Linked DNA regions of Homo sapiens: region 2 is linked to region 1. A link is an interaction called in ENCODE POLR2A ChIA-PET data of the cell type or tissue named here. Cell type or tissue: Caco-2. All regions are shown on one strand. Links, peaks and the distances in the headings refer to the core of each region. The heading gives the core; the rest is flanking DNA. Region 1 overlaps LOC100506639 (a long non-coding RNA gene). Region 2 overlaps LOC105374745 (a long non-coding RNA gene).

Region 1 (16,107 bases), core at 4,248-12,247:
AGTCCAAAATTTGATTCTTCTTCAAAAAAATTCATAAGGATCCTGACAAGTACTCTTGAATACAGGTTTTTGATAACTTTGGAGATCATAACATTGAACAATGTGAAATTTTTCAAGACTCTAGTAAACAAAGTTAATAGGTTCATGAAAGTTGATAACTTCAAGCAGAACAGGAATGAATTACATGGAACTAAACTGATAAAAGACTAAAATAATTTTTGTAACTTTTTTGCTTAAAATATTGCTGATTCTTTTCCTGTTTTGTTTTTGAGTCAAGAAAAATTTTATTTTAAACATTAATATTTATAGTTTACAACAATTGGGTAAAGTATACTTTTGTGAATAAAATTGAAACATTTGCCGAGCGTGGTGGCTCACTTCTATAATCCTAGCACTTTGAGAGGCTGAGGCAGGCGGATCACGAGGTCGAGAGATTGAGACATCCTGGCCAACATGGTGAAACCCCATCTCTACTAAAAATACAAAAATTAGCTAGGTGTGGTGGCACGCGCCTGTAGTCCCAGTTACTCGGGTGTCTGAGGCAGGAGAATCACTTGAACCTGGGAGGTGGTGGTTGCAGTGAGCCGAGATCACGCCACTACACTACAGCCTGTTGACAGAGCGAGACTCTGTCTCAAAAAAAAAAACAAAAAAAAAAAACAAGGAAACATTTACCTTTCTCTACCTGATTTCTCCAAAATTTGGAAGCTATTCGTGAGTATTCTTAATTTATGGCAATATAGTTATTTGCATACACAGTAAGAATCTGCTTTCTTTTGTAACAGCTCACAATTGGATATACTGGTTATTTTACCAAGGCTTTAACTGGAATGATATATTTTTGGATATGACCAGACTGCTTTGAGCAATTTAGGTTGTCTTCACAGAGCAAATAAAAAGCCCCTTGGAAAGACTGGCTTGGTGCCTCATCTACATGGCTCCCTTACGAGGTTCCTGATGATCTTGTGGTAAGTAAATAACATCACCTTATGACAGGCCCAGGACTCTCCAGATATTTTGGGAACCTCAAAAAGAGAGGAATTCACTGGTTTTATACACACATATTTTACACAGTTTTATACACTGGTTTTATAAGCACAGTCTGATGGCAAATCTTTGGCTTGGCTTCTCAGCTTTAAGAAGCTTTTAAAAGTGTAACCTGAGATTCCTTATGAAAAAGTTCTAGTGGCCAAGCACAGTGGCTCATGCCTGTAATCCCAGCACTTTGGGAGGCCGAGGTGGGCGGATCACCTGAGGGCAGGAATTCGAAACCAACCTGGCCAACATGGCAAAACCCCGTCTCTACTAAAAATATAAAAATTAGCCAGGTGCGGTGGTGAGCGCCTGTAATCCCAGCTACTTGGGAGGCTGAGGCAGGAGAATTGCTTGCACCTGGGAGGCAGAGGTTGCAGTGAGCAGAGATCGCGCCATTGCACTCCGGCCTGGGCAACGGAGAGAGACTCCATCTCAAAAAAAAAAAAAAAAAAAAAGTTCTAGCAACACCAACTTAAAAAATGCCTACATCACTAATCACTATTCTTGCTATACTTTATGCAAAGAATCAGGCCAAATATAGTAAGACTAAAACATTTTACAAGTAAATTAGTCTTACTATGATTTGTCTTTGGTATAAATGAGAGACTAAAGAAAGAAAAATTGCGGGGGCCGGGCACGGTGGCTCGAGTCTGTAATCCCAGCACTTTGGGAAGCCGAGGCGGGTGGATCATGAGGTCAGGAGATCGAGACCATCCTGGCTAACATGGTGAAACCCCGTCTCTACTAAAAATACAAAAAATTAGCCAGGTGTGGTGGTGGGCGCCTGTAGTCCCAGCTACTCAGGAGGCTGAGGCAGGAGAATGGTGTGAACCCAGGAGGCAGAGCTTGCAGTGAGCCGAGATAGTGCCACTGCACTCCAGCCTGGGCAACAGAGCAAGACTCCATCTCAAAAAAAAAAAAAAGAAAGAAAAATTGCATTTCAGAAAAAACACTATAGTACACCTGTTATTAGACTCTAGCCCTGCCCATTGTTTTTGAGTTTTTGTTATTTGGCTACAATTTAGACCAAATACTAAATATTTTTGTCTCTACAAGTCTCTGAACTGATGTTTCCATTTTTCTTGGTTAGACTCACTAAAGATTAAAATTGTGCTTTTTCTTAAAGCCCTGCCAACTGAAGTTAGGCAATATAAACTTCAGGAAAAATCACCAGAGCAACTTACATATAACAGCTAGGAAGGGCAAATAAAAATACTAGGACCCCAAATTCCCTAAGTTGAAGGGAAAAGTCAAGCTTGGACCCAAGTCACATAAAATGGCCTCTTATTTTTTCCTCTAAATAGAGAGCTACAAAGACAAAAGGCTATATACCATCTTCAGTTTGCTCACAAGGAAATTTCTTGTGGACCTTGATATCTGTACCCTAAAATAGTTCTGTTGAATTTCACCCTAACAATGTAAATTAACAGCTTATCTTCATGGGTACTGGACAAAGGACAGAACTAAAGGACATCCCTCCACCCACCTGAACCTAAAATATACCCAATGTACCCCTGAACCTAAAATAAAAGTTCAAAAAATTGATTAGATTCAGATGTATCTTTGTCCACTCCTTTATTTTCAACTCTTTTTATCATTTTACTTTATGTCTTCAAAATAGCATAGAGTTTGAAGCTATAATTTCTTTCTCTCTTTTCTCTCTTTATTTTTCAAGAGATGAAGTATTACTCTGTCACGCATACTGGAGTGCAGTGGCATGATTATAACTCATTACAGCCTTTAACTCCTGAGCTCAACCAATCCTCCTGTCTCAGCCTCCTGAGTAGCTGGGACTACAGGTGTGTGACCCCATACCTTGTTGTAGTTTACTTAATCTATTAATGCAATTGTACTTATCTTTTCACAGGGTAGTTCAATACACTGAATGATTGTATAAGTGGGAAAAGTGGCATCCCCCTTGTCCAGTTTCTATAAGGTACAATTATACCTGAATAACTTTAGTTTCATGTCTCATCTTTTAGTTCTCACCACTAAACTAATGAATTATCTGGTTGTAGAGTTTGAGAGGGGATCTACACATGAAAAGTTTGGCCCCTCACATTCCACCCTCTTTTATTAAGCCAGCGCCTCCTGGAAAACTGTGCTATGCTTGCTTCTCCATGCCCCACATTTCATAGACACACAGCCTCACTTGAGGAAACTTGAGGTTGTGTAACTCTTCCTGAGGCTGGATAGATAAATGCAATTCTGCCGTCAAGAGGTCCATTTTTGGTGTTAGCATTAGGCCCATCTTCCAATTTAGTTTATTGTGTGTGATTTTCCTGTATCCCTTATTTCCAACCCTTCAATTCAAGATAACCATCCACAGTTGGTTATTTTATTACTAAATTGAATATTCTGTTGTTTACCTTTTTACATAGTTTTATTTTTATCAATATGTATCTACATATTGTGTGTTTTTGTTAATTTTATAAAATAAAACTGTGTTCTGTGAAGGGAAATTAAACTTTGGGACCCCAAACTCATTTAGCCAAAGGGAAAAGTTAAGCTGGGAACTGGGTCACACAAACCTGCCTCCCGCTTTTGATTCCTAAATAAGATGGCTACAAGATGAAAAGCTACATGCCTCTCCCATATTTTGCCCACAGGGAAATTCCTGGTGAGCTGTTAAAACTTCACCATGGCAATGCAAATTGATAGCTTATCTTTACATGTGCAGTCACCCTGCTCGCCAGACACAAATGCATATCTGATTGTTCCCTCTACCCCATTTTGTCTGTTATCTTATGTAAAATGCAGATTCCCCATATTTTTCCTCTGCCCCTTTGGTTTATGTGAAAACTGTGCGCTTCTCAATATCCTGCCCTTTCCCCTTTAAATTTGGAGCCCTCAAAATCATCATCAGAGAAAGGCATAGACCTGTCTCCCAGGCATGTCCTTAACTTTGGCAAATAAACCTCCTAAAATGATTGAGACTTATCTTGTCATTTTCCTCAATTGACAGTTCTATGTAGTCTTTTAAACTTTTTCTCTGAATATTATGTTGCTATAATGCAGCCATGATTTTGAGTAATGTTGTAGTTTATTCTGATTTTTGTAAAATATTCCGTTCTGTGAATATAATATGTTCCTTTCTATCCGCTCTCCTATTGTTGGAGTTTTAGTTCCTTCCTCCTCAGCAAATTTTTGTTACTGTGAACAGTACATATATGGACATTCTCTTCCATGTTTCCTTGTGTGCATGTGCAAGAATTTCCCTTGGATATAGACCTAAGAATGGAATCAGTGGCTTATGAGATATTCCTAAACTTGTTTACTCTATCTTTCCATTTTAACAGGAAAGTTCTTACTTCTGTCTTATTCTTTGTAGACTACCATTGAATAAAGGCCTCAATCAACCATCCATACCTACTGCAGATTCTTCTAGATGCTGATGTATGCGGAACCCAGAATTTCTATTCTTGGCACCCATATAAGTAAATTTTATTTGTTCTGCATTATGTTCTAGTTTTCTTGATATAGCACTTTAAAAAATCATTTTCATACAAATTCATATGGTTTCTGCAAATATAAATTAACTGTCTCTTGCAACTGTTTTGATATGTAAGCAATGACACCCAAATTCAGATTTCATTGTTGTCCCTTAGGGGTATCCTAGTATCTGACTCTAGTTAGGGGGTTAGAATTAGTTATACTGGCTATGAGACTTCTGTTGAATTGACATTCTTTTAGGAGCTGTCTCAAGTAAGAGCTTTCTAGTATCTTCAAACAAAAAAAAGGACTCACCTACTCAGACAGAAAGTCTATTTTTTAAAGGACGCTTAGAGAGATTTGTGGGGTTCAAGGTTATTATATTTATAAAGATCTACCCAAATTTACCCCTTTGATTTCAGAGTCCCATTACTTGCTAATCAATCCCATTGCTTATACATAAAAGATATGGTAAAGGTGAATTCACCATATATATATAAAATTTAGAGACAGAGTCTCAATATATTCTCTAGGCTGGCTTTGAACTCACTTCCAGCAATCCTCCTCTGGCCTCAGCCTTTTGAGTAGGTGAGACAACAGGTATGTGCCACCCTGCTTGGCCTTCACCTTATATTGTTTTTTTTTGAGACGGAGTCTCACTCTGTCACCGAGGCTGGAGTGCAGTGGCGCAATCTCGGCTCACTGCAACCTCCAGCTCCCGGGTTCAAGCAATTCTCCTGCCTCAGCCTCCTGAGTAGCTGGGACTATAGGCACATGCCGCCAGGCCTGGCTAATTTTTTGTGTTTTAGTAGAGACGGGGTTTCACAACGTTGCCCAGGCTGGTCTCGAACTCCTGAGCTCAGGCAATCCACTCGCCTCGGCCTCCCATAGTGGTGTAGTGGTGCAGCTCACCATAGCCTCCAACTTCAGCCTGGGTGCACTTCAGCCTGGGTGACAGAGCAAGACTCTGTCTCAAAAACAAAACAAACAAACAAAATTTTACATTGGTTTATTAAAATAACATAAGCTATTGTTGGCTATACATTTTTCTTTATGTCACTAATTTCAGGAAAAAGAAGGTAATGAGTGAGACTCACATTGCCCAACTTGTGGTAACATTTTAGGTTATTAGTCTGGAAACAACAGGAAAGAAAAAAAAAACCACCAAAATTTATTTATTTATTTAGAGATGGAATTTCGCTCTTGTTGCCCAGGCTGGAGTGCAATGGTGCGATCTTGGCTCACTGCAACCTCTACCTCCTGGGTTCAAGCGATTCTCCTGCCTCGGCCTCCCGAGTAGCTAGGATTACAGGCGCCCACCACCACACCTGGCTAATTTTTTGTATTTTTAGTAGAGATGGTGTTTCACCATGTTGGCTAGGCCGGTCTCAAACTCCTGACCTCAGGTGATCCACCCACCTCGGCCTCCCAAAGTGCTGGGATTACAGGCATGAGATACCGCGCCCGGCTCCAAATTTATTTTTTGCTTATTTATTTTTTATTTATCTTAACTTTTTTAGAGATGGGTTTTCTCTCCGTTGCCCAGGGTGAAATGCAGTAGCCTGATTATAGCCTGCTGCAGTCTCAAACTCCTGGGCTTATGTGATCCTCCCATCTCAGCCTGCTGAGTAGCTGGGATTACAGGCAAGAGCTGAGTCGCCGCCCCTGTCAAAATGCCTTGAAACAGTTATTCCTGGGTATGGCTGAGAGGGATATGACTGAAGGCTCTTGCTCAAGTCTCTCTGAGCCTGATAAATTTTGCATACTTTACATTCCTCAGGCTGCTTTGAGCCACTTTTCTTTCTTACCCTTAATGTCCATCTGATTGTGGTCAAATCCATTGTTCTAACTCATTTTAGAAGCAGAGTACCTTTGTAGATGATGAAAAAACCCGACCTCTACCTTCTTAAATTCAGTGTGTAGAGCCTGTCACTTTTTTTTTTTTTTTTGAGACAGAGCCTTGCTCTGTCGCCCAGGCTGGAGTGCAGTGGCACAATCTTGGCTCACTGCAAGCTCTGCCTCCGGGGTTCACGCCATTCTCCTGCCTCAGCCTGCCGAGTAGCTGAGACTACAGGCGCCCGCCACCACACCCGGCTAATTTTTTTTTTTTTTTTTTTTGAGACGTAGTCTCGCTGTTGCCCAGGCTGGAGTGCAGTGGGGCGCAATCTCGGCTCACTGCAGGCTCCGCCCCCTGGGGTTCACGCCATTCTCTTGCCTCAGCCTCCCGAGTAGCTGGGACTACAGGGCCCGCCACCTCGTCCGGCTAATTTTCTGTATTTTTAGTAGAGACGGGGTTTCACCGTGTTAGCCAGGATGGTCTCCATCTCCTGACCTCGTGATCCGCCCGCCTCGGCCTCCCAAAGTGCTAGGATTACAGCCGGGAGCCACCGCGACCGGCCCACGCCCGTCTAATTTTTTGTATTTTTTAGTAGAGACGGGGTTTCACTGTGTTAGCCAGGATGGTCTCGATCTCCTGACCTCGTGATCCGGCCACCTCGGCCTCCCGAAAGTGCTGGGATTACAGGCGTGAGCCACGGCGCCCAGCCCCAGCCTGTCACTTAAACTGATAAACGACAGATTAACAGTAGAAAAATTTTATTTTGCATACATAATGAGGCTTCACAAAAGAGAAGTGAAAACCCAAGTAGGAGTTTAGGGCTGGGGGCTTATATACCATTTAACAAGGGGTGATAAATTGTGAAGAGAATAGAATAGTCAAAGGGAAAGGAAGCTTTGCGATTATCGATTATAGGGGGAGGGAGTAAACAGTGAGAAGGTGATTAGGAAATGTCTGGCAAGTACGGTTTGTTATGCAGTTTCAAGTCCTCTCTGGTGATAATACATGTCCTCAAACAAGCATTGTGGGGGAAAGAAAGAGAGATCAGACTGTTACTGTGTCTATGTAGAAAAAGGAAGACATAAGAAACTCCATTTTGATCTGTACTAAGAAAAATTCTTCTGCCTTGAGATGCTGTTAATCTGTAACCCTAGCCCCAACCCTGTGCTCGCAGAAACATGTGCTATATTGACTCAAGATTTAATGGATTTAGGGCTGTGCAGGATGTGCCTTGGTAAAAATGTTTGCAGGCAGTATGCTTGGTAAAAGTCATCACCATTCTCCAATCTCAAGTACCCAGGGACACAATGCACTGTGGAAGGCCACAGGGACCTCTGCCCAAGAAAGCCTGGGTATTGTCTAAGGTTTCCCGCCACTGAGATAGCCTGAGATATGGCCTTGTAGGAAAGGAAAGACCTCCATCCCCCAGCCCGACACCCATAAAGGGTCCGTGCTGAGGAGGATTAGTGAAAGAGGAAGGCCTCTTTGCAGCTGAGACAAGAGGAAGGCATCTGTCTCCTGCTTGTCCCTGGGAATGGAATGTCTCAGTGTAAAACCTGATCATATATTCTATTTACTGAGATAGGAGAAAACTGCCTTATGGCTGGAAGTGAGACCTGCTGGCGGCAATACTGCTCTTTACTGCACTGAGATGTCTGTGTAAAGTCAAACATAAATCTGGCCTATGTGCACATCCAGGCACAGCACCTTTCCTTAAACTTATTTATGACACAGAGTCCTTTGCTCACATGTTTTCCTGCTGACCCTCTGGCCACCATTACCCTATAGTCCTGCCACATCCCCCTCGCCAAGATAGTAGAGATAGTGATCAATAAATACTGAGGGAACTCAGAGACCAATGCTGGTGCAGGTCCTCACTTGCTGAGCACCAGTCCCCTTGGCCCACTTTTCTTCCTCTATACTGTCTCTGTGTCTTATTTCTTTTCTCAGTGTCTCGTCTCCACCTTGCAAGAAATACCCACAGGTGTGGAGAGGCAGGCCCCCTTCAAGTATTAGAGTAGAAGAGTTTCCTTCTCTTCCAGGTAGGGGAGAGGTGGAAGCTTTTATAAATGCAAATTTTTTTACAAAAGCAAAATGTATGCCCTGCTTTTCAGCAGGAAAGGGAGGTCAGAGATCCTCATATGTCTGCTATTTCTAATTTCTTTTTTTCTCTTTTTTTTTTGAGATGGAGTCTCGCTCCCATCACGCAGGCTGGAGTGCAGTGGTACGATCTTGGCTCATTGCAACCTCTACCTCCTGGCTTCAAGCAATTCTCCTTCCTCAGCCTCCTGAGTAGCTGGTATTACAGGCGTGCCACACCACGCCTGGCTAATTTTTGTATTTTTTTTTTTTTTTTTTTTTTAGTAGAGATGGGGTTTCACCATGTTGGCCAGGCTGGTCTCGAACTCTTGACTTCAGGTGATCCACCTGCCTCGGTCTCCCAAAGTGCTAAGATTACAGGCATGAGCCACTGCACCAGGCCTGCTATTTCTAATTTTTTAACTGCTCAAAATAATCCATAGGCTAAAGTGGCATATATTGGGGTGGCACATCCTGATCCCCTTTACATCCCAGACTAACTCTGATAGAGATTCTAGCCCTCCCTGGGCTCATTAGAAAAGAAGCTCTAGGCACATTAGAAACATCTCAGTCATTTAAAATTCTCTAGCCTAGGAAGGTTCAAGTTAAGCCTTCCAAACAATTGGAGTTCACTGCGGCCTACCATCTGCAACTTTTTCATGCCATACACTCATTTCTGATGGGCACATCTAATTCTGTCTTAAAATACAAGACAATACTGAAGACACACAAACCTATACATCCAACTTAGACTCTGATGCTCCATGGTTGGATTCCTTCTTATTCACTGAACAGCTCTTTTGGAAGCCCTCAGACAGCTCTAAATCAAGCCTGCCTCTCTTTAGGGATTCCTTATCTTGGTTAACAATATCTAGAAAAACACTCTGTTTAATACAAGTAAGAAACTTGGACACAGTTTTATCTTTTCTTGCTTCCTTTCTTACTTGCTTTCTTTCTGTCTCCCTTCCCTTCCTCCTTAACTATAACCCTAACTCTAATTATATCCATGTGAATATTTCAGGCTATATTACTTATCACCATCTACATATGCACTCCCCTTTCTGGGATAAGTTGTATCTTTGCTTTCACTTTCCTCAGCAGAAGTTTCTTGGGTATGTCTATCCAGAAAGACACTCTCTGTGTTCCCCACATTTTCTGGGAAAGAAGAGACTCTCACAAGGCCTCTTAGTGGTTCAAATTAGCACCATCATAACATTCATGGATTCGGGATACACTGTGTAACTGGAGCTCTGCTTTCACAAGGCCAGGTTCATACTTGAAAGATTCTCCCCGGGGACCCAAAGCTTGAAGGGATGAGTAACTCCCCCCTTCTCAGGCCCAGTCCCAAGGCACAACGCCACTTGCACCAGCAGCGTGTGTCAGCAAGATAGCAGAAGCAGGAAGAGAGCCAGCCGGAAGACACATTCCCTGGCCAGAAGACACGTACCCCTGAAGATCGAGAAAGAGGCCGTCGCGTACTACATAGCAGTCATGTTAGACTGGGACACTTCCTGTTTACAGAGGACTATAAACCCCCTGTACCGTCCTCACTTGGGGCTGATGCCATTTTAGGCCTCAGCCCACCTGCACTCACGTGCTCATTAAAACAGCATGTTGCTGCTCCACACCACTTCGTGTTGTCTTTTGGCGTGCTCTCAGGGTTTGAACCAACACAAGAACCTTACATCTAGTGCCGAAACCGGGGAGGGGCTCTGGTCCACATCCCCCATGGACCTACCCCTCCACCCTGGAGAACAGGCCACAGCAGCAGGACAAAGGAAGCTCCTCAGCCTCCAGTTGCCTCTCTGTGCATGCACATTGGTCACTGGCCTTGCCTATTGGTAAGTTTCCCTAGGAGCCCAGTTAACAAGGGAAAAGCCACATGGCCTCTCTTGGTGTCTACGGTCCAAAAATCCAATGTCGGTCCAGCAAGGCTCCGGCGTGTGCCAGGTACTCGCTGATCATCCCATCACCTGGTCTTAGGGAGACGCCTCTAATCCATTTGATCCCGTTCCAGGAATGAAAAAGGCAGCGGTGATGATGATTGCTCCTTTTGTCTCCCTCTGGCCGTCCAGGACGGTCTCCTTTTTCCCTGTTCTCCTGAGCCTACCCTCTGTTATGGGAAACTCCCGGTCCTCCCTTCCAAAAAACAGCCCTCTAGGCTGCCCCATAAAAAACCTGCAAACCTTAGGCCTCAGGCAAAATATCCACCCTAAGCGCCTTGTCTTTTTTTGCAATTCAGTCTGGCCACAATACGAATTGGATAATGGGTCCAAATGGCCCGCAAATGGAACATTCGACTTTACAGTTTTAACTGAGTTAAGCAATTATTGACAACGACTAGAGAAATGGGGAGAAATTCCTTATGTCCAGGCCTTTTTGCACTCAGATCACAACCCGACCTCTGCAATTCTTGCTCACCTGTTCAAATCCTTCTCCTCCATTCTTGCCACCCTGATTGTCTTTCTCCTCCCAACCCTACCTCTTTTTCCTCGTTAGATCCAGCAGACTGCTGTCCACCCCTCCCAACCCCTACCTCTTCCTCTCAATCGTCTTCTTTAGCCCAAGCCTCCTCGTTGTCTTCTCAACCGCCATCTTCCCAGCCACCATCTTCCCAGTCAGCAGTATCTGCTTCTTTTCCTACACCGCCCCCTCCTCAGGACAATTCTAGTATTGCCTGTACCCATTCTCCTCCCCTACTGCCTTCTCCTGAGGCTTGTAAACCCATCCCACCACCTTACGCCCCTATCTATCCTCCACTACCTGTTAACTCAATCCCCCTTTCCCCTTCAAACACTCAGCAGGAACCACTTCCAGGTTCTTCCTTCTCTCCCATCCACACTTGTTCAGGTGCCATGTTTGGCCATGCCCCACCCTTACTTTAGTGCCTGTGCTAGAGTGCCCTCTTCAGGAAGTAGCAGGAACTGAAGGTATTGTTAGAGTTCATGTTCCCTTCTCCCTCACTGATTTCTCTCAAATTAACAAAAGACTGGGTTCATTTCCAGAAGACCTGACCTCTTATATTAGGGAGTTTCAGTACCTTACCCAGTCTTATGAACTAATCTGGCATATCCTCTACGTTATCCTCTCTTCCACCCTCACCCCAGAAGACCGGGACCATATCTGGACCCTAGCTCAGGGGCATGCTGATCAATTTATCACCAAGCTCCTGCCCAGCCTACTGGCGCACAGGCAGTCCCCAACCAGGACCCCCACTGGGATTATCAAGACAGGGCCTCTGGACGCTACCATTGAGACCACAATTGTGTCTCCTTGCAGGACTCAAAAAGGGTGCCCATAAAGCGATAAACTATGAAAAACTTTCAGAAATCCCCCAAGATCCTGACGAAAAAACAGCCCTTTTTCTCTCTTGTTTAACTGAAGTCATGAGAAAATATACCAACCTAGACCCAACCAGCCCAGAAGGAACCACTATTTTAAACCTTTAGTTCATGTCCCAATCCACCCCGATATTCGGCGTAAGCTACAGAAGCTTGATGATGGCTCTCAAAACCCACAACGAGACCTTCTTAATTTAGCCTTCAAAGTCTTTAACAATCGTGATGAGGAAAATAAAAGGCAAAAACATGCAGAGTTTCAAATGCTTGACTCCGCCATCCGGGGCCCTGCAGGCCCACAGGGCCGCAGCTCCACACAGAAGCCTCCTAGCAATCCACCTCCACCTGGCGCATGTTTCAAGTATGGCAATGAAGGCCACTGGTCTAGACAATGCCCAAACCCAGGTAAGCCCATCAGGCCATGCCCCCTCTGCAGAGGACCCCACTGGAAGTTGGACTGTGAGCGGCCCCCACAAGGACCACTCCCATCCCTTCCTGAGCTGGCCAAAACCTCCTACTCGGATCTCACTGGCCTTGCCACTGAAGACTGATGGGGCCCTGGAATGGACGCCCCGGCAACTACCATTGCTTCATCTAAGACAAGGGTAACCCTGATGGTGGCAGGTAGGCCAGTATTTTTTCTTATTTAATACCGGGCAACCTACTCTGCTTTACCTAATTTTTCAGGACCCACCCAGTCCTCCCAAGTCTCTGTTGTGGGAATTGACGGGCAAGTCTCCAAACCCCGAGCCACCCCTCCACTCTTCTGCTCCCTGCATACCTTTTCCTTCACTCACTCTTTTTTAGTCCTGCCCTCATGCCCAACTCCACTCCTAGGCAGACATCCTTTCAAAAGTCCACACTATTCTCCACTTCCACGTTCCCCATAGTACCCAACACATCAACCCATCCCCTAGCCCCATGCTTACCAAACTATCCTTAAAAAATCCTGTCTTAAGAATTCTCAGCCTGGCCGGGTGCCATGGCTCATGCCTGTAATCCCAGCACTTTGGGAGGCCGAGGCGGGAGGATCACCTGAGGTCGGGAGTTTGAGACCAGCCCGACCAACATGGAGAAACTCCATCTTTACTAAAAATACAAAATTAGCTGGGCGTGGCGGTGCATGCCTGTAATCCAAGCTACTCGGGAGGCTGAGGCAGGAGAATCGCTTGAACCTGGGAGGCGGAGGTTGTGGTGAGCCAAGATGGTGCCATTGCACTATATAGCCTGGGCAGCAGTACGAGTGAAACTCCGTCTCAAAAAAAAAAAAAAAAAAAAAAAAAAAGAATTCTCAGGGAGGTGGATTTGGGAATGAATTCCTGTCCTTCCACTTGGCCAGCCCTGCAATTATTGAAGTCTTTCTTTGCTGCAAAAAAGCTGCTGTTCTCAGTGCATTGGCCTTTGTGGACAATGGGCAAGATGAAACCATTGGGTGATTACACCCACCCTACCCAAAAAAAGACATTCTCTAAAAACTGTCATATCTTTTATCTATTCTTCTAAAGGACCATTTATCTTCTAAAATATCATTTGTGGCTGGTGCAGTGGCTCATGCCAGTAATGCCAGCACCTTGGGAGGCTGAGGAGGATGGATCACGAGTTCAGGAGATCGAGACCATCCTGGCTAACACAGTGAAACCCTGTCTCTATTGAAAATACAAAAAATTAGCTGGGTGTGGTTGCGGGCACCTGTAGTCCCAGCTACTCGGGAGGCTGAGGCAGGAGAATGGCATGAACCCCGGAGGCAGAGCTTGCAGTGAGCCAAGATCACGCCACTGCATTCCAGCCTGGGCGACAGAGAGAGACTCTGTCTCAAAAAAAAAAATCATTCATATTTCCATAAGTGCCCCTCTGCCCCTCCCCATCTCCTTAATGACATAGGATGTTTCTCAGCAACTTTGCCAGCCAGAGACCTCTGGCTGGCGATGCCCTACCTAGGCCTTGCTGGAGCCCAGGCTAACCACAGGAGATGCCCCATCTACTCGGTTTGCTGGGCTGTGCCTGGCATGTCCTCTGGTGCAGATCCTGTGGCCACCATGACTGTGCACTCAGCCCCTGGCAGGAGGGGTGTGTGAGCTAGTGAGTGTGGGGTTCCACTGGTAGCTCCAAGCACCAGCACAGGAGCAGGCTCTGTGTGGGACTTGTGGCTGGACCAGGCATGTTGCAAGTGACTCCTATGGTGGACTCTGGCATCCAGATGAGGGGAATGTGATGGCACCCAAACAGGGATGCCCGTGACCCCAAAGCCCCAGAGTGGGTGTTACAACATGCTAATAGCTCTTTCAGTCCCGCCCTCTGCAGCCCGAAAGATGTCAGCGTGTTAACAGCTCTGTCAGTCCTGTGGTCTTGCTCTGGCCTACAGCTCCAGGGCTGGTTTGGCCCAACAGCTGCTTCCCGTGTTACAGCCTTCTTTGTACCCGTGTTAGGTGGATCCCGAGTTGTTGTCCTGCATCCAAGAAGAATGAGGTTATGCTGAAAATCAAAAAGTGAGGAGGGCAGAGAGGAGTTTTATTGAGCCACAAAACAGTTCTCAGTGGAGAGGGGATTCGAGGATGGTTTCCCACCAGAAGTTGGGTGGTCTCTCTCCCAATGTGGCAGGGTCTGGGGCTTTTATAGGCTCAGAATGGGGGAGTGCATGCTGATTGGTTTGTGCATATGCAAAAAAGGCTAAAACAAAAGCACCACTCAAAGGTGGGCACAACTGTGTAAAAAAACAATTAGGGAAGGGCAGGTATATGTAAAATAGGTGAAGTGTGGGGATCAATCAGAGGAAAGTGCACTAAGTGAAGTGTGTGGATCAATCAGAGGGAAGTGTGCTAAAGGGGAAGAGAGATTCTTAATCCGGTCCATGGATTTACTGGAGACTTGTAGCTTGGCTTTCATGCTTTAAACTGTCTTTGGTTTGAAGGTGGGGTTTCACCAGGGACCCACCCTTGTCTCCCTAGGATTTGTCTGCCTCCTGCCACTATCATTAAGATGGTATCTAAAGTCTCAAATTTCACCACACTTTTGGATATTCAGTTCTTTCTATGATGCCTCCATGCACATTAGATTAAACATTAAAAAACTTGGCTGGGCGCGGTGGCTAATGCCTGTAATCCCAGCACTTTGGGAGGTGAAACCCTGTCTCTGCTAAAAAATAAAAAAAATTAGCTGGACATGGTGGCGGGCGCCTGTAGTCTGAGCTACTTGGGAGGCTGAGGCAGGAGAATGGTGTGAACCCGGGAGGTGGGAGCTTGCAGTGAGCCACTGCACTCCAGCCTGGGAGACAGAGTGACACTCTGTCTCAAAACAAAAAAATAAAAAAATAAAAAATAAAAAACTTATATTCCTTTTCTCGTGTTAATCTGCCTGTTGTCAGATGAATTCACAGCACTCTCTGCCCAGCCACTGAATCTAAGAAGGTGGAGAAAAAGTATCTCCTCATCTATGCTGGAAAGCATGAATGTGGATTCTTGCTTTTCTAATCTATGACTTGCATAGCTTCTGTGCAACATCCTGACTTCCCAGACAATTCACCTGTGCATACCACTTCTGTGTAAAGACTATCCTTGTTTTTTTTTTTTTTTTTTGAGACAGGGTCTTGCTCTATCGCTCAGGCTGGAGTGCAATGGCGCGATCTTGGCTCACTGCAAACAAGCTCTGCCTCCTGGGTTCACGCCATTCTCCTGCCTCAGACTCCCGAGTAGCTGGGACTATAGGCACCCGCCACCACGCCTGGCTAATTTTTTGTATTTTTAGTAGAGACGGGGTTTCACCGTGTTAGCCAGGATTTGTATTTTTAGTAGAGATGGGGTTTCACCGTGTTAGCCAGGATGGTCTCAATCTCCTGACCTCATGATCCGCCCACCTTGGCCTCCCAAAGTGCTGGGATTACAGGTGTAAGCCACTGCGCCTGACCAGTCTTTTTTTTTTTTTGAATGTTTAAAAATGTTTCCATTTTGTGCCACCTTCCTTTAGTCAACAATAACCCAAGTTTTGTTATTATTAGTTTATTGGTTTAGCCAGATTTATCTTGATGAAATTTTACAAAAATATACTTTGCGGCTGGGCACTGTGACTCATGCCTGTAATTCCAGCACTTTGAGAGGCCGAAGCAGGTGGATCACTTGAGGTCAGGACTTTGAGACCAGCCTGGCCAACAGGGTGAAACCCTGTCTTTACTAAAAATACAAAAATTAGCCAGGTGTGATGGTATGCACCTGTAATCCTGGCTGCTTGGGAGCTGAGGCAGGAGAATAACTTGAACCTGGGAGGTGGATGTTGCAGTGAGCCGAGATCGTACCACTACACTCCAGCCTGGGGAACAGAGCGAGACTCCGTCTCAAAAAAAATGCTTTTCTTTATTCTTTGTTTCTTCTTCTATATGACAAACAATGAAAGAAA
Region 2 (16,107 bases), core at 4,261-12,260, 120 kb after region 1:
TAAACACTGTAATTAAACAATTCAATGAAAACTAAATCAAAACTTCCATCTTTATCTAATTACGTATCATGTTTGCCTAGAAGCCAGTAGGCCATCTTGTCAGAAGACTACAAGATTTTTTAGTCTAGATACCTCCCACTGAGGTCACTGATAGCCGTTATTTGCTTTCTCTCTGTCCATGGCTGTAATAAACTTTTTAAAAAATTATCATTATTATTATTTTTTATTACGCTTTAAGTTTTAGGGTACATGTGCACAACGTGCAGTTAGTTACATATGTATACATATGCCATGTTGGTGTGCTGTACCCATTAACTCGTCATTTAACATTAGGTGTATTTCCTAATGCTATCCCTCCCCCTTCCTCCCACCCCACAACAGGCCCCCGTGTGTGATGTTCCCCTTCCTGTGTCCATGTGTTCTCATTGTCCATTTCCCACCTATGAGTGAGAACATGCGGTGTTTGGTTTTTTGTCCTTGTGATAGTTTGCTGAGAATGATGGTTTCCAGCTTCATCCATGTCCCTACAAAGGACATGAACTCATCATTTTTTATGGCTGCATAATATTCCATGGTGTATATGTGCCACATTTTCTTAATCCAGTCTATCATTGTTGGACATTTGGGTTGGTTCCAAGTCTTTGCTATTGTGAATAGTGCTGCAATGAACATACGTGTGCATGTGTCTTTATAGCAGCATAATTTATCATCCTTTGGGTACATACCCAGTAATGGGATTGCTGGGTCAAATGGTATTTCTAGTTCTAGATCCTTGAGGAATTGCCACACCATCTTCCACAATGGTTGAACCAGTTTACAGTCCCACCAACAGTGTAAAAGTGTTCCTATTTCTCCACATCCTCTCCAGCACCTGTTGTTTCCTGACTTTTTAATGATCGCCATTCTAACTGGTGTGAGATGGTATCTCATTGTGGTTTTGATTTGCATTTGTCTGGTGGCCAGTGATGATGAGCATTTTTTCATGTGTCTTTTGTCTGCATAAACGTCTTCTTTTGAGAAGTGTCTGTTCATATCCTTTGCCCACTTTTTGATGGGGTTTTTTTTTCTTGTAAATTCGTTGGAGTTCATTGTAGATTCTGGATATTAGCCCTTTGTCAGATGAGTAGATTGCAAAAATTTTCTCCCATTCTGTAGGTTGCCTGTTCACTCTGATGGTAATAAACTTTTTTTTTTTTTTTTTTTTTTTTTTAATGGAGTCTTGCCTTGTCACCCAGGCTGGACTGCAATAGCTATCTCGGCTCACTGCAACCTCTGCCTTCAGGTTTCAAGCGATTCTCCTGCCTCAGCTTCCTAAGTAGCTGGGATTACAGGTGACTGCCACCATGCCTGGCTAATTTTTTGTATCTTTAGTAGAGACCGGGTTTCACCATGTTGGCCAGGCTGGTCTCAAACTCCTGACCTTGTGATCTGCCCGCCTTGGCCTCCCAAAGTGCTGGGATTACAGGTGTGAGCCACTGCGCCTGGCCAACTTTTTTTTTTTTTTTTTTTTTTTTTTAATTTTAGAGACTGGGCCTCTCACTCTGTAGCTCAGGCTACAATGCAGTGGTACCATAATAGCTCACTTCAGCCTCCAACTCCTGGGCTCAAGCAATCCTTTTGCCTCAGCGTCCTGAGTGGCTGGCATTACAGGTGGACACCACCACATCCAGGTAATTAAAAACTTTTTTTGCGTGTGTAGAGATGGGGTTTCACCATGTTTCTTGGGCTGGTTTTGGGATTCTAGCCTCAAGTGATCCTCCTGCCTTAGCTTCCCAAAGTGCTGGGATAACTGGTGTGAGCCACTATGCCCAGCCCATACTAAAGTTGTTCTAGTCTTAGAATCTTTGTAATTTATATTCTCTCATGATGGTAACTCCACCTTCAGATTTTTTTTTTTTTTTTTTTTTTTTTGAGACAGGGTCTTGCTCTCTTGCCCAGGCTGGAGTGCAGTGGTGTGATCTTGACTCTCTGCAACCTCCACTTCCCATATTCAAATGATTCTCCCACCTCAGCCATTGAGTAGCTGGGATTATAGGTGCGGGCCACCATGCCCAGCTGATTTATTTGTATTTTTAGTAGAGATGAATTTTCATCATGTTTGCCAGGCTGGTGTCAAACTCCTGGCCTCAATGATCTGCCCACCTTGGCCTCCCAAAGTGCTAGGATTATAGGTGAGCACTGCACCTGGCCCGGATTTTTTTTTTCTTTGCTTTGTTCGTTGCATTATTCCTATCAAAGTGGAAGTATCTCTGATAATTCTGTTTTTACTACACTAGCTAATATAGCATCCTCCTAGTTACCTTTCCATCTAACTTGCGTTAGGTTTCTTGATAGCATTTATCACATAAACACTGTCTTATTTATTTGTTGTCATGCTTCCTGCTTTATTTTTTTTCAGCCCCTGATTGTGTCAAACACTTTATGGCCAAGTCCATTTCTGCTTGTTGATCACTTATGTCTGGAACTTTGATCACTTTGTAGCACAATATAGACACTTACTATCTGTTAATGAAGAGACAATGTATTAAAAGGCCGGGTGTGGTGGCTCATGCCTGTAATCCCAGCACTTTGAGAGGCTGAGGTGGCAGGATTGCTTGAACTCAGGAGTTTGAAACCAGCCTGGGTAACATAGGGAGATTCCATCTCTGCAAAAATTTTAAAAATTAGCTGGGTGTGTGGTGTGCACCTGTAGTCTCAGCTACTTGGGAGGCTGAGGTGGGAGGATTGTTTGAGCCTAGGAGACTGAGGCTGAAGTGAACAGTGATGCCACCCCACTGCAGACCGGGTGACAGACCGAGAACCCATCTCATTAAAAATAAAAGTGAAAGAAAAAGAAAGAGTAGTCCTCAGAGCTCTATAACTGATTATAAACCACCTTAAGAAAGGATCAAAGTAAAACAATGATTGTGGATGACAAAAGAATTAGAACAGCCATGGTTAAAGACACAATTGACAAGGAAATTTGGTTGTATCTACGGCACATAACAATTTAATATAATAATCATAATTAGTTCTGATAACATATTCTAAGACATATCAGAATCACAAGAATCTCATACAATTTTGGAACACATACTAATAACACATTTATATAAATACAAGCCAAAAAAGTTTACACATCATTTCATATTTGATAACGAAGATTTTATTATACCAAGTAAGCCAAATATGTCTCTTTGGATTTCAGGGGATGTAATGTCAAAAAAATTAGTGAGACCAAAGCCCTGAATTTAGATTTAGATTTTGGAAAGTTTGTCAAACATCAAAGGTTGAAAACACAATATCACAAAATAGCATCACAGGTCATTGTAAAATAAGTCATTCATTTAGTCAAAGTGGTAACTCAAATATTTTAAAAACAAAAAGGCAAAAACTTTTACTCTTTGAGACTTACTTTCCCAAACAATAAAACCTAATAAAGACAGGATGAAGTCAATTAAATTTACAGACAAATCTATTAAATTTTAATAATCTTGAGTGTAAGATATAATTTTTGTAAACCTTCTCATAACCTTTCATAATTTTTAAGTAAGGAATGTGTTAATGCTCCAAGAAAACATTGTTAATCTGACACAGGGACCCACATGCTTGTCTTGCATCAGTGTTCCTTTGACATTAATGTTTAATTTATAGGCTGGCCACGGTGGCTCATAGCTGTAAAATCAGCACTTTGGAAGGCCTAGGCAGGCGGATATCTTGAGTTCAGGAGTTTGAGACCAGCTTGGGCAACATGGTGAAACCTTGTCTCTATAAAAATACAAAAATTAGCCAGGCATGGTGGTGCACCCCTGTAGTCCCTGCTACTTGGGAGGCTGAGGTGCCAGGAATCTTGCCAGGCAGAGGTTGCAGTGAGCCAGGATAATGCCACTGCACTCCAGCCCAGATGACATAGCTGGACTGTCTCAAAACAACAACAAATGCAACTGTTTAATTTATAGAGAAACTCTGAATTAATTTTATCTCTTAAAATGGATCCTTACAAGCTCACACACCCACTTCTTCTGCAATAGTCCCTGGGACTAGAGGGGTTGAATAGTTTTAATTTCTGGACCCATGTCTTATGACTGCAGCTTATTCTGATTTTCATCTTCTCCTAGGTCTGAAGATGAGGCTTCAATTGCTGTCAATGTTTAAGATTTAGCCAGAGTTGGTGACTTTTTTAGATCCAGGAGTCAAACCTGTGTGACTTAGTAGCACAAGGAGTTTAAAAGAAATACAGAAAGTTACATGGATATAATAACCTTAATTTTTACAAATCTTCCCAAAGAAGAAGTGTGGTGGGGAGGTTGGGGAGAAGAGGTTGAGGGAGGAAGCAGGTCACAGTTGAATTCTTGGCTGTTCCAGGATAGCTGGCACAAGTTTGGGGGCCACACAAGAAATAGAAAGTGAGAGGACAGGGCCTAGAATATACTGAGCTTAGGGCTTGCAGCGTCTGGGGCCTTGGGGCCTCTTCTGCAGAACCCTAGGCCTCTGGCACATGGGGAAGAAAGTGCTGCGCTATCGCTTGTGTCCAGGAAAACCAGGAACTCTTGGACTCAGGAGCCACGAGCTTTTGCAATTTTAGACTCTTCTGGCCCTGGGTGTTCCACATAGGTTAGGAACCTGGCTGGTGACATTAATCCTAGAAGCAGATTGCATATGAAAACAGAATTAATGACATTAACATCAAGTTCTATCATCTCATGTGAAAGCTATCCAGAGACAAATAGTTTGTCTCAGGGGATGAAAAGAAAAATTAGTACTGGGCCTATGAAGAGAAAGCTGTTCTGGGGGACCCTGGTTTATAGAAAGTTTATCATTTCCCCAAGTCAGATTGCTACTCCTGAGCAGAGACTGGAATTCTGTTCTGCTGGGAGAAAAACGCTTATGGGTGACTATCTGTAAATGAACATTTGGGATTTTAGTGAAGAGAATGCAAGAGCGGGTGCCCAGTTCTCTCTCTCTCTCTCTGTAAAATACACACAAAATTTACCATCTTAACCATTAAGTGTACAGTTCATAATGCTTTGCAACCATTGTCATCATCCATCTCCACAACTCTTTGTGTCTTCTAAAAGTGAAACTCTGTATCCTTTAAAGAATAACTCCCTACTTTCCTCTCCCCCATGCCAGGCAACCACCTTTCTGCATTGTGTCTATGATGTTGACTACCCTAAGTACCCCATGTAAGTGGAATCATACAGTATTTGTCTTCTTGTGCCTGGCTTATTTCATTTAGTATAATGTCCCTTAGGTTCATCTGTGATGTAGCATATTAGCATTTCCTTCTTTTTAAAGGCTGACTGTCTATATGTACCATGTCTTGCTTATCCTTTCATGTGTGAATGGACACTTGAGTTGCTTCCTCATCTTTGCTATTATGCGTAATGCTGCTATGAACTTGGGTGTACAAATATCTTCCTGAGACTCTGCTTTTAATTATTTTGAGTATATGTCCAGAAGTGAAATTGCTGGGTCATATGGTAATTCTATTTTTAATTTGTTGAGGAACTTTCTGTTTTCTACATTGGCTGTACCAATTTACATGCTTACAACAGTGCATACATAGGGGTTCCAAACTCCTTATATCCTTGCCAACTCTTATTATCTTTTTTTTTTTTGATAGTAGCCATCCTAGTGGATGTGCAGTGGTACCTGTATCTCACTGTAGTTTTGATTTGCATTTCCCTAAGAATTAGTGATGCTGGACATATTTTTTTCATGTGCTTATTGGCCATTTGTATGTCTTCTTTGGAGAAATGTCTATTTAAGTCCTCTGCCCATTTTTGAAATGGGTTGTTTGTTTTTTAATGATGAGTTTTAGAAAGTGTTAATTTATTCTGGATAGCAATCCTTCATCAGACATATGTTTAAAAACATTTTTTCCCATTGTAGAATTGTATTCAAACTCTATCAGTGGTTATTGGCAAGCAGTCTATTATCAGTGCATTCAGGGCTATTCATTCTTTCTCTACTCCCTCACCACACCCCATTGATCAGTTATTGTTTCAGAAACCAGAAAGTAAGAGGCAAGGGGAAAAGTACACAGGGGAATTTCTGGCAATTTTTCATCTTTAATGATTTTTCTCTTCCCCCCCCCACCATTTTTTTTAAACATGTGTTCCATTAGGGTCTTAACGCCTGCCAAAAAACATTTCTCTCTCTCTCTCTCTCTCTCTCAAGACGGAGTCTTGCTCTGTCACCAGGCTGGAGTGCAGTGGCACCATCTTGGCTCACTGCAACCTCCGCCTCCCTGGTTCAAGTGATTCTCCTGCCTTAGCCTCCAGAGTAGCTGGGATTACAGGTGTGCACCACCACGCCAAGCTAATTTTGTATTTGTATATGGTCTTGATCTCTTGACCTCGTGATCCACCCGCCTTGGCCTTCCAAAGTGCTGGGATTACAGGCATGAGCCACGGTGCCTGGCCGAACATTTCTGTCTTAAATGTATTTTTCTGACAACCCTCTTCCTGTCTGTTGTCCTATCTCTCAGACCTTAGAATGAGATCTTAGGTAAGGAGGTCTTACTAATTAACTGCACTGTTACTGTTCATTTTTTTTTGCTTTTGAAAACTAGGTCAGACGAAATTCAAGCTATTTAGAGAGAAGTACCACAGTTTCTCTCACCCCTACTTCACAAGTTGGTAACAATTATGAGACCACAAGTTGGTGACAACTATGAGAAAAATGATAAAACCAGAAAACCAGTGTAGTTAAATAAAAGCACATCAGTGCCTACAACATGCAACAAACTCATCAGTCCCTCAAGTGGTCCCTGTTTCATAAGCAAACACGAACTGGAGGTATCAGAATTGAGGATGAAATGGCAGAAGTATCATCCCGTGATTAAACATGTGAACACTAGCAATGCTCTTACAATTTACTATGAAATGACTGATGATTATTTTCTGGATATGATACAGCCTCAGAACAGTGAGGGAGGCACAGAGAATGTTGGTGACAGGAAAAGATGGAAAGGGTGAGGTGGATATCTTAGTTAATAAAGAGGTGGGGTGAAAGGAGTTTAGAAAGTAGCTTCCAGAGAAGAAAGTCTGAGCTTTCACGCACTACAGAACTAACACTGGGGAAAACTTAGCCCCCAGAATTGCTGGAAAGGAGTAATTAGAATAAAATCCTAGTTAATATTTATTATTTTAAATGGTGCTAGACTATGCTTAAGGAAGGATACCCATTAACCTCACTGATATAATGAGTACCGCAATTATATCTGGTTTTACTAACAATGGGAATGAAACACAAGGATTAAACTAACTTCTGAAAGTCAAAGAGGTGAGAAATTTGAACCACAGCAGGATCACGCCAGAATCCTAACATTTAAACCACCAGCCTACAACAGGCTAGGTATCTGATTTACCATGTCTGATTTCACCTTTGTCCCAGAACTCACTCCCATTCCAAGACTGGGATCCCCAGACCACAGAGGCACCTGTGACTTCCTTAGACTTCCAGGAGACACTGGATAGGAGGCTTAACCTTGTGTGTGGTTTTTCTGGAGTGGGAGGGAGGGGGTGGGAAAAGGAGGAGGGTTTCAGAAAACACTGGTGGTGATGACAGAACAATCTGAAGATGCTAGTAGAGACCCTTAACACACTCTAATAGAAAATGTCTTAGGCCTGCCAAAAGAACATTTTTCTCTTAAATGTATATTTCTGACGTCTTTCTTCCTGTCTGTTGTCCTATCTCCCAACCTTAGAATAAGATCTTAGGGAAGGAGGTCTTGCTAATTAACTGCCCTCTTATTGCTCATCTTTTTGGTTTTGAAAAGTAGGTCAGACAGGGCTGGGCGCCACGGCTAACACCTGTAATCCCAGCACTTTGGGGGGCTGAGGCGGGTGGATCACCTGAGGTCAGGAGTTCGAGACCAGCCTGACCAACATGGAGAAACCGTGTGTCTACTAAAAAATACAAAATTAGCCAGGCACGGTGGTACATGCCTGTAATCCCAGCTACTCAGGAGGCTGAGGCAGGAGAATCTCTTGAACTGGGGAGGTGGAGGTTGCAGTGAGCTGAGGTCATGCCATTGCACTCCAGCCTGGGCAACAAAGAAACACTGAAAAAAAAAAAAAAAGAAAAAAAAAGAAAACGAGGTCAGACAAAATTCGAGCTCTTTAGAGAGAAGAACCACAGTTTCTCTCACCCCTAGTACACAAATTGTGACAACTATGAGCCCACCCTGATTAAAGAAAAAGGTATAATTTGACAAGTCTGGAGAAACATAGATAACACTGGTTACTGCATAGAATCAGTAAATATGCTGACTCTAACTTGAAGCACTGTTTTGCACTATAAGTAGAACTAACTCTATAGAGGTTCAGTTTCTCCAGAGGATGATATGGTACTCTCAGCAATGATAACTTTACTTTAGCAATGATAACTAGGAACTTATGCTGCAGTGTAGGCTCTCTTTAAGTTGACTTACCTGGACATTTTCATAAGGAATCTCAAATTAGACTTTTAAAAGCGTCCAGATGCTAGGAAACCAAACCAGGATCTTGCTATCATACTTTGCCTGCAATACCTAGAGATTTGGATGAATTCTCCTTTTGTTAAGATTCTCCAAATATCCTGATGTTCCTGGTCCTGTCAGGAAGTGACAATTCTTACTCACCTGTAAGGAAAGGAACCCTTTTAAACCAGGACAATTTTTCATGTCTGAGTGTGTTTCTGTTCCTAAAAACCATGAAGAAAATAAAACAGTGATATTACATTCAACATGGTAACTCTAAATCCTTGTTCTACCAGTAGAAATATAATATCTCTAGGGATTAAGCCCAGTCTCCAGAATTTACCCAAGACCATAGGAAAATAACATCCAGATGTTTTTAAAAAGCACCCACAGGATGAGCTGAGGGTCTCTCAGTATACAGGAAACTGTCACAAAGTGTGCCTTCTTTTCTTTTGAAGCAGTAAAAGAAGTTCTCATAATTCCTGAGGCTCTGCTCAAAACACATGAGATATGGCCCAGCTTTATAGTTGTTGTCATGCTACCTTACATGCATGTAAATCTGTTAAGGCTAACTCAATTAGTGTTCTCTCTCTCCACTGGGTAGTCAGGGGCCTTTTCGTGGTCAGGATTGTTTTATTTCTCCCACAGTGGATATATTCTTCTCCTTTCTTTCCTTCTAAATGGATTATTCTTAGAAGCAGTCATAGTCAGGGCTTCCCAGAAGATGGTTCCATGTGATCAAGCAAACAGTTATGTTCAGGGTGGGTTCAGTTCGTAGAACCTAATGTTCACACAAGTAGTAGAGGATTCTCTTTTTAAAAAAGATGGTCGGGTGCCGTGGCTCACGCCAGTAATCCCAGCACTTTGGGAGGCCAAGGCAGGTGGATCTCCTGAGGTCAGGAGTTCAAAACCAGCCTGACCAATGTGGCAAAACTCTGTCTCTACTAAAAATACAAAAATTAGCCGGGCATGGTGGTAGGCATCTGTAATCCCAGCTACTGGGAGGCTGAGGCACAAGAATCACTTGAATCTGGGAGGTGGAGGTTGCAGTGAGCCGAGATCATGCCACTGCACTCCAGCCTGGGCGACAGAGTGAGACTCCAACTCAAAAAAAAAAAAAAGAATAAAAATTTACAGTACAAAATTACAGACCTGTTCGAAGGACTCCTAAAAGCTAAGCTTCCTTACCTGCATGGTTAATTTGCCTGTGGCCCTGCATGATACCCCACATGGGCCAATGAGGTAGCACAGCATTGAATTGCCCCTTACCCCTTCCTGTTCCACTTCCCTCTCTTAAATTCCACTTTCTTAAAAAAAAAAACTACTTTTGAATTAAAAAGTCTCACATAAGTTTTCACTTTAGCTAATGCTTCCTAGGGAAGCCAGACCAATAAAATATGCTGCTCTGCTTACCTTATATGCTTTGACTTTTTTCCTCTGCTGTCTGAATCCCCAATAATTCAATCTGTATTGAAAAGATAATGAGGATGCCTACAAATGTGGAATGATTCAGATTAATATTGACCTTTGAACAGCCTGAATGAGACCTCTTGCCAGAAATTAAAAAGTCTGCTTGAGTGGGGCAGAAAAATACATTAAAAGGCCTTTTTAAGTATCAAGCAAGTATGAATATTTGTAAGCCCATTTTGTTTATTACTCTTGTCAATTTCCCATTTTTGGTCAGCCAATGTCTCTCATGATCACAGATGTTAAAAATTATGAATAATGCATTAGCATACTGAATCCAGCAATATATATATTTTAAAAATACATCATGACCTAGTGGGATTTACTCCAGGAACTCGCATTTGAAAATCAATCAATATTATTCACCGCATTAACAGTAAAAAGAAATAAAACCACATGATAATATCAGTAGATGTAGAAAACCTTTTTAAAAGTTAACCTCTCTTCATTATTAAAACAAAAAATATCTTAACAAATTAGAAAAAGTGGATTCCCTTATTTATTTAAAAGTGTATCTATAAGAGACGTACGCTTAATATTCCACTTTGAAAGAAAGAAAAATGTTTTACCCCAAAATATATTTCTTTGACATATTTTGAGATGGCTGTCAGAGGCAGCAAAAGAAGTAGCCCTGCAATGCCATCGTGCATTGATATATACAGGCCTTCTCTTTTCCAGATGTAGGAAGGATTAATGAGAGTCTGACACCTTTAAAGGTCTTAAGGAAACAGTTCTCTGAGGGATGCTATCTGTGAGGTTTCATGTACATAACAAGACTACCATTGCTAGCAGACCTCATCTTCTCTCCCTCCTATAACCAGTTCTGCCATGATCCACTTCTTTCTGTAATCTCAAGATGATATATAAGCTCCTGCACCTCACTGGGGGTTTGGGCAATTATACATTTTGTATGTGTTTTCTCCTGTTAATCTTCTGTTTTTGCAAGTCGATTTTACAACAAACTTTCAGAGTGCTAAGAGAAAGATTTCCCTTGGCCCCTAGAAATTTGGTGTTGTAAGCAGGAACCCAAAGGTTGGCTCTTTTGGAAGCCCACAGTTAAGGAAAACCAGGAGCTAATCAGCCAGCCTAAGGATAAGAATTTCTTACCAGTCAGATTCCAGGCCCCTCTCTGTGGAATTTGGTCAAGTAGACAGTAAATATCACTCTGTTCATTTTTCCTGTCCAAAATTTTGACTGATGGGAGAAAAGGATTTGTGTGACCAGTGCTGGTGTATTGACTATGGTGTACTTTCTGGTACTTTGTGGTAAGAATCATATTGTTTCATCCATTTCCTCCTAGAGTAGTCTTTTCTTTGTCTTTCTCTTTCTGTGTTGTTCTGTCATAAAGAGGTGTACAGGTTGAGGTTTTTCTCTCATCTCGTTTTGTTTTGTTTGAGATGGAGTCTTGCTCTGTTGCCCAGCCTGGAGTGGTTTGGTGCGATCTTGGCTCACTGCAACCTCTGCCTCCTGGGTTTAAACAATTCTCCCACCTCAGCCTCTCAAGTAGCTGAGATTACAGCTGCGTGCCACCACGCCTGGCTCATTTTGGTATTTTTAGTAGAAACGGGGTTTCACCATGTTGGCCAGGCTGGTCTCAAACTCCTGACCTCAAGTGATCTGCCCACCTTGGCCTCTCAATGTGCTGGGATTACAGGCGTGAGTGTTTTGTTTTGTTTTTTAAGAGATAGCGTCTTACTCTGTCACCCAGGCTAGAATGCAGTGGTGCAATCAGAGTTCACTGCAACTTCAAACTCCTGGGCTCAAGCCATCCTCCTGCCTTAGCCTCCCCAGCAGCTAAGACTACAGGCACATGCCACCATGCCCAGCTAATCTTTTAAAAATATTTTTATAGAGATGGGTCTCCCTACATGCCCAGGCTGCTCATGAACTCCTGGCCTCTCAAAGCACTAGGATTACAGGTGTGAGCCACCATGCCTGGCCTGAAATAATCAATACGCCAGAGGTATATTGATATATTGGCATACTGGGGTGGTGTATTCTGGTGTCTTACAGTCGCATTTTGAGGGAGTGTGTCCAGAATAATCAACTCAGAATTTAGGTTGCTATCTTGAACTGGAGTGTTAGGGAGAAGGGACACAGTAAAATCACACGTACCCCTATGTTAGAAGATGGGCCTTAAATTTACACTAAAAGTTGATTTAACACTGAATGGTAAAATTACATTTATCTATTCAGCCACAGGCAGAGCTGTACAAACTCATACTTCCCTAAGTGAGGGTGTGTATCTACAAAATGGAAATGAGAAGCAAGCCCAGTACAAAGCATGTGCTTGCCGCAGTTTTCAGTTGAGAATGAAATCAGATAAAGCACAAAATACAGTTGGCACAGTGTCTGTCACAAATAATGATTTTTGTGCCATGAACCACTCAATATGTGAGGAGAAGTAAAAGATGAGGCAAGAAGTGGAAAGTATTTATGATAAATTGAACCTTATAAAAAACCAGAGGAGTGAGGAATATGATTTTGCCACTTGCCCAACCATTTCAATGTATTGAACTACATTGTGAAAAAACAAATACAATCATATAGAAGTCAGGAGTTCAAGACCAGACTGGACAAAATGGCGAGACCCCCTCTCTACTAAAAATACAAAAAAATTGCTGAGCATTGTGGCTGGTGCCTGTAATCCCCGCTACTTGGGAGGCTGAGGCTGTAGCGGGAAGTCAGGGACCCCAAAAGGAGGGACCGGCCGAAGCCATGGCAGAAGAACGTGGATTGTGAAGATTTCATGGACGTTTATTAGTTCCCCAAATTAATACTTTTATAATTTCTTATGCCTATCTTTACTGCAATCTCTAAACATAAATTGTGAAGATTTCAAGGACACTTATCTCTTCTCCAATCAATGCCCTTGTGATTTCCTATGCCTGTCTTTACTTTAATCTCTTAATCCTGTCATCTCGTAAGCCGAGGAGAATGTATGTCGCCTCAGGACCCTGTGATAATTGCATTAACTCCACAAATTGTAGAGCATGTGTGTTTAAACAGTATGAAATCTGGGCACCTTGAAAAAAGAACAGTATAACAGCAATGTTTAGGAAACAAGAGAGATAACCTTAAACTCTGACCGCTGGGAAAAAGCCAGGCGGAACAGAGCCATATTTCTCTTCTTTCAAAAGCAAATGGAAGAAATATTGCTGAATTCTTTTTCTCAGCAAGGAACATCCCTGGGAAAGAGAATACGCACCTGAGGGTGGGTCTATAGATGCCCCCCTTGGGTGTGGCCGTCTTCTATGGTCGAGACTGTAGGGATGAAATAAACCCCAGTCTCCCATAGTGCTCCCAGGCTTATCAGGAAGGGGAAATTCCCGCCTAATAAATTTTGGTCAGACCAGTTGCTCTCAAAACCCTGTCTCCTGATAAGATGTTATCAATGACAATGGTGCCCAAAACTTCATTAGCAATTTGAATTTCACCCCGGTCCTGTGGTCCTGTGATCTCGCCCTGCCTCCATTTGCCTTGTGATATTCTATTACCTTGTGAAGTATGTGATCTTTGTGACCCACACCCTATTCGTACACTCCCTCCCCTTTCGAAAGTCCCTAATAAAAACTTGCTGGTTTTACAGCTTGTGGGGCATCACAGAACCTACTGACATGTGAGGTCTCCCCTAGACACCCAGCTTTAGAATTTCTCTCTTTTGTACTCTGTCCCTTTATTTCTCAAACCGGCCGATGCTTAGGGAAAATAGAAAAGAACCTATGTGACTATTGGGGCAGGTTCCCAGATATGAGGCCTCAGAATAGCTTGAACCCGGGAGGCAGAGGCTGCAGTGAGCTGAGATCACACCACTGCACTCCAGCCTGGGCAACAGAGCCAGACTCTGTCTCTAAATAAATAAATAAATAAATATTAAAAAATTACAACTCCAATCTCCATGCTATTTCTAAGAGGTAAATAAACTAAAATGGCACTTAAGGTTTAAAATAAAGCAGTGGATATCTGAATTTAATCAATTCTAGAGTAAATTTTTTCTCACTTTAGTGTCTCTGAAACAGGTATATATTTTTAAATGGGTAGCCTCCTACCATTATGATACTTTAATTTGCAGCATTTTCTCCTGTTAATGGTATACTAATAATGTCTCAGGTGACCCCTTCTTAAAGAGTTCCTAATCTCGGCTGTATTTTTATTTCATTTTATTTTTTGAGACAAAGTCTCAGTCTGTCACCCAGGCTGGAGTGCAGTGGTGCCGTGAAGGATCATCGTTCACTGCAGCCTGGACCTCCTGGGCTCAAGAGATCCTCCCACGTCAGCCTCCTTGGTAGCTGGGACTACAGGCACCCGCGACTGCATCCCGCTAATTTTTTAAATTTTTTGTAGTGGCACGGTCTTGCTATGTGCTTCGGATGGTCCTGAACGCGTGGGTTAAAGTGATCCTCCCGCCTGGGCCTCCCAAAGTGCTGGGATTACAGGAGTGAACTCTGGCTCCCGCTCAGCTTTGTCACTAAAATGCTCTGCTGGGTGGAAATGAGGAGTGCGAAGCAGTGGGTGGGGCTTTTCTTTTACAAAGGCTCCGCCTGGGCTGTTCCTTCTGGTGAAGTGCTTGTAACTTTTTAGGTGGAAATGATGCCATTTTTCCTTTGTTCTCCCGTTCCTAAGACCAGGGATGAGCGTTCCCGCATCATCTCCCAACCTCACCCTGATGATACCATGCAACAAACTCCATCCTTTTCTGGTTGAACCTGGGCAGAGGACAGGTCCAGAGGAGCCTAGAAAAGGGCCTTCACAGGTCAGGAGATCCAATATGAAGTCGCAATTCTCACCCACTCCCAAGGCATTTGCCTTGATCTTCCCCTCCCACCATACTATGTCTGCTAGCTAGTTTCTCCCTGGTATTTGAGGATCCTCCAATTGCCTCGTGGTCTTAGGATCATCGTTAACTGCATCCTGGACCTCCTGGGCTCAAGAGATCCTCCCACCTCAGCCTCCCTGGTACCTGGGACTACAGGCACCCGCGACCGCATCCGGCTAATTTTTAAATTTTTTGTAGTGACAGGAACGCTCCCGGTAGGGTCTGTAGGTCTCTTGTGAGGATTTCATGCGGATGTGTAGATTTTTCGGGAAATGTGAAAGCTTAGGGAAAAGGGACGTTTTTCTTCCGGGCAGAGGCAGTTCCATATTTCCTATGGGGAAGGAGTTTTTAGCTCCACTCTGACTGAAAAGTAGGAAAAAGAGGGAATTCAAGCGCTTGAAAATTCGCCTGCTTTGCATTTCCCGAAAGACAGAAAACGTCAGTGATCCATTTCACAGATCAAGGGTACAGAAAAGTGTAGAGCAGTTTGAGATGTTTATTGGGCTTGGAGAGGTAGCGGACTTTTGCCATCATTCCCACCTTCTGAGCTGGAGTCTTGCCGTCCATTTTTCTCTCCTGCTCTCTTTCATCTACTATCCCCAAATATCAAGGATATCAGACAGTTAATCATCAGAATAAAGGAGCGGTTCCCACAGAGTTACATCCCGCAGAAGAGGTACGGGACCGAGAGAGTGGGGGGTCAGGCCTGAAGTCGAGGTCAAAAAACGCTGTGCCTTTCATTATCCTCGGAAACCTAGGCCGACTTTCCAGTTTGGAAGGGAAGAGTTGTCCGCCCCTTCTGTAGGATCCTGAGAGCTCTGGACGGGGAGGAGACTCTGGGACCGAGGGGTGGCCTGGGAGAGCCCCGCCACGGAGGTTGGAAGGGTGTTTCCTGCGTAGGCAGCTGTTGGCAATCAGAATGGTTTTTACTTTGTTCCTGCAACCAGCCCCATCCGCTTGGTTCTGGGCCCCTAAACTGCCTCCTCTTCTCATGCACTATGCACTGGGTTGAACGCAGCAACAATACAGACTTCCCTCCCAGCACGGTGGCTCATGCCTGTGATTCTAGCGCTTTGTGATATTAGTCCGCCCAGGCGGACGGACTGCTTGAGCTCAGGAGTTCGAGAACAGCCTAGGCAACAAAACGAGACCCTACAAAAACTACAAAAAATTAGTCGGGTGTGGTGTCGCGCACCTGTGGTCCCAGCTGCTCCACAGGCTGAGGCGGGAGGATAGCTGGAGCCCAAGAAGGCGAGGCTGCACTGAGCAGTGATCACGCCACTGCACCAGCCTGGGCAACAGAGCAAGATACTGTTAAAAAAAAAAATAAAGAAAAAAGAAATAAAGAGAAAAAGAAAAAAAGGAAAGAGAGAAAGAA

What was found. ChIA-PET counts read pairs that join two places held together with the same protein. Peaks named below come from ENCODE experiments on the same cell type or tissue, not always from the same donor. Only the 100,000 strongest peaks of a DNase experiment are listed, where the experiment ranks them.
Region 2: POLR2A ChIA-PET joins it to region 1 with 5 read pairs; 17 of 35 experiments call an interaction of 5 or more read pairs at or near these places.

Annotation. Positions count from the first base shown.
Region 1 is chr5:43,069,227-43,085,333 of GRCh38, reverse strand. All of the region lies in intron 2 of LOC100506639 (a long non-coding RNA gene), which reads right to left. Among named protein-coding and RNA genes, the nearest start is that of ANXA2R-OT1, 9.8 kb to the right of the region's middle. RefSeq lists enhancers at 6,673-7,226, 10,520-11,019, 11,153-11,447, 11,020-11,521. In Caco-2, for the core only: a CTCF peak has its summit at 11,298 (motif pointing left); DNase peaks (open chromatin) are centred at 6,123, 7,573, 7,673 and 11,253.
Region 2 is chr5:42,952,825-42,968,931 of GRCh38, reverse strand. It overlaps LOC105374745 (a long non-coding RNA gene), which reads right to left. Exons shown (of 3, transcript XR_925964.3): 1 at 9,860-16,107; 2 at 8,420-8,608; 3 at 2,962-4,621. Among named protein-coding and RNA genes, the nearest start is that of FLJ32255, 32 kb to the left of the region's middle. In Caco-2, for the core only: no CTCF peak of the experiment used is centred there; no DNase peak of the experiment used is centred there.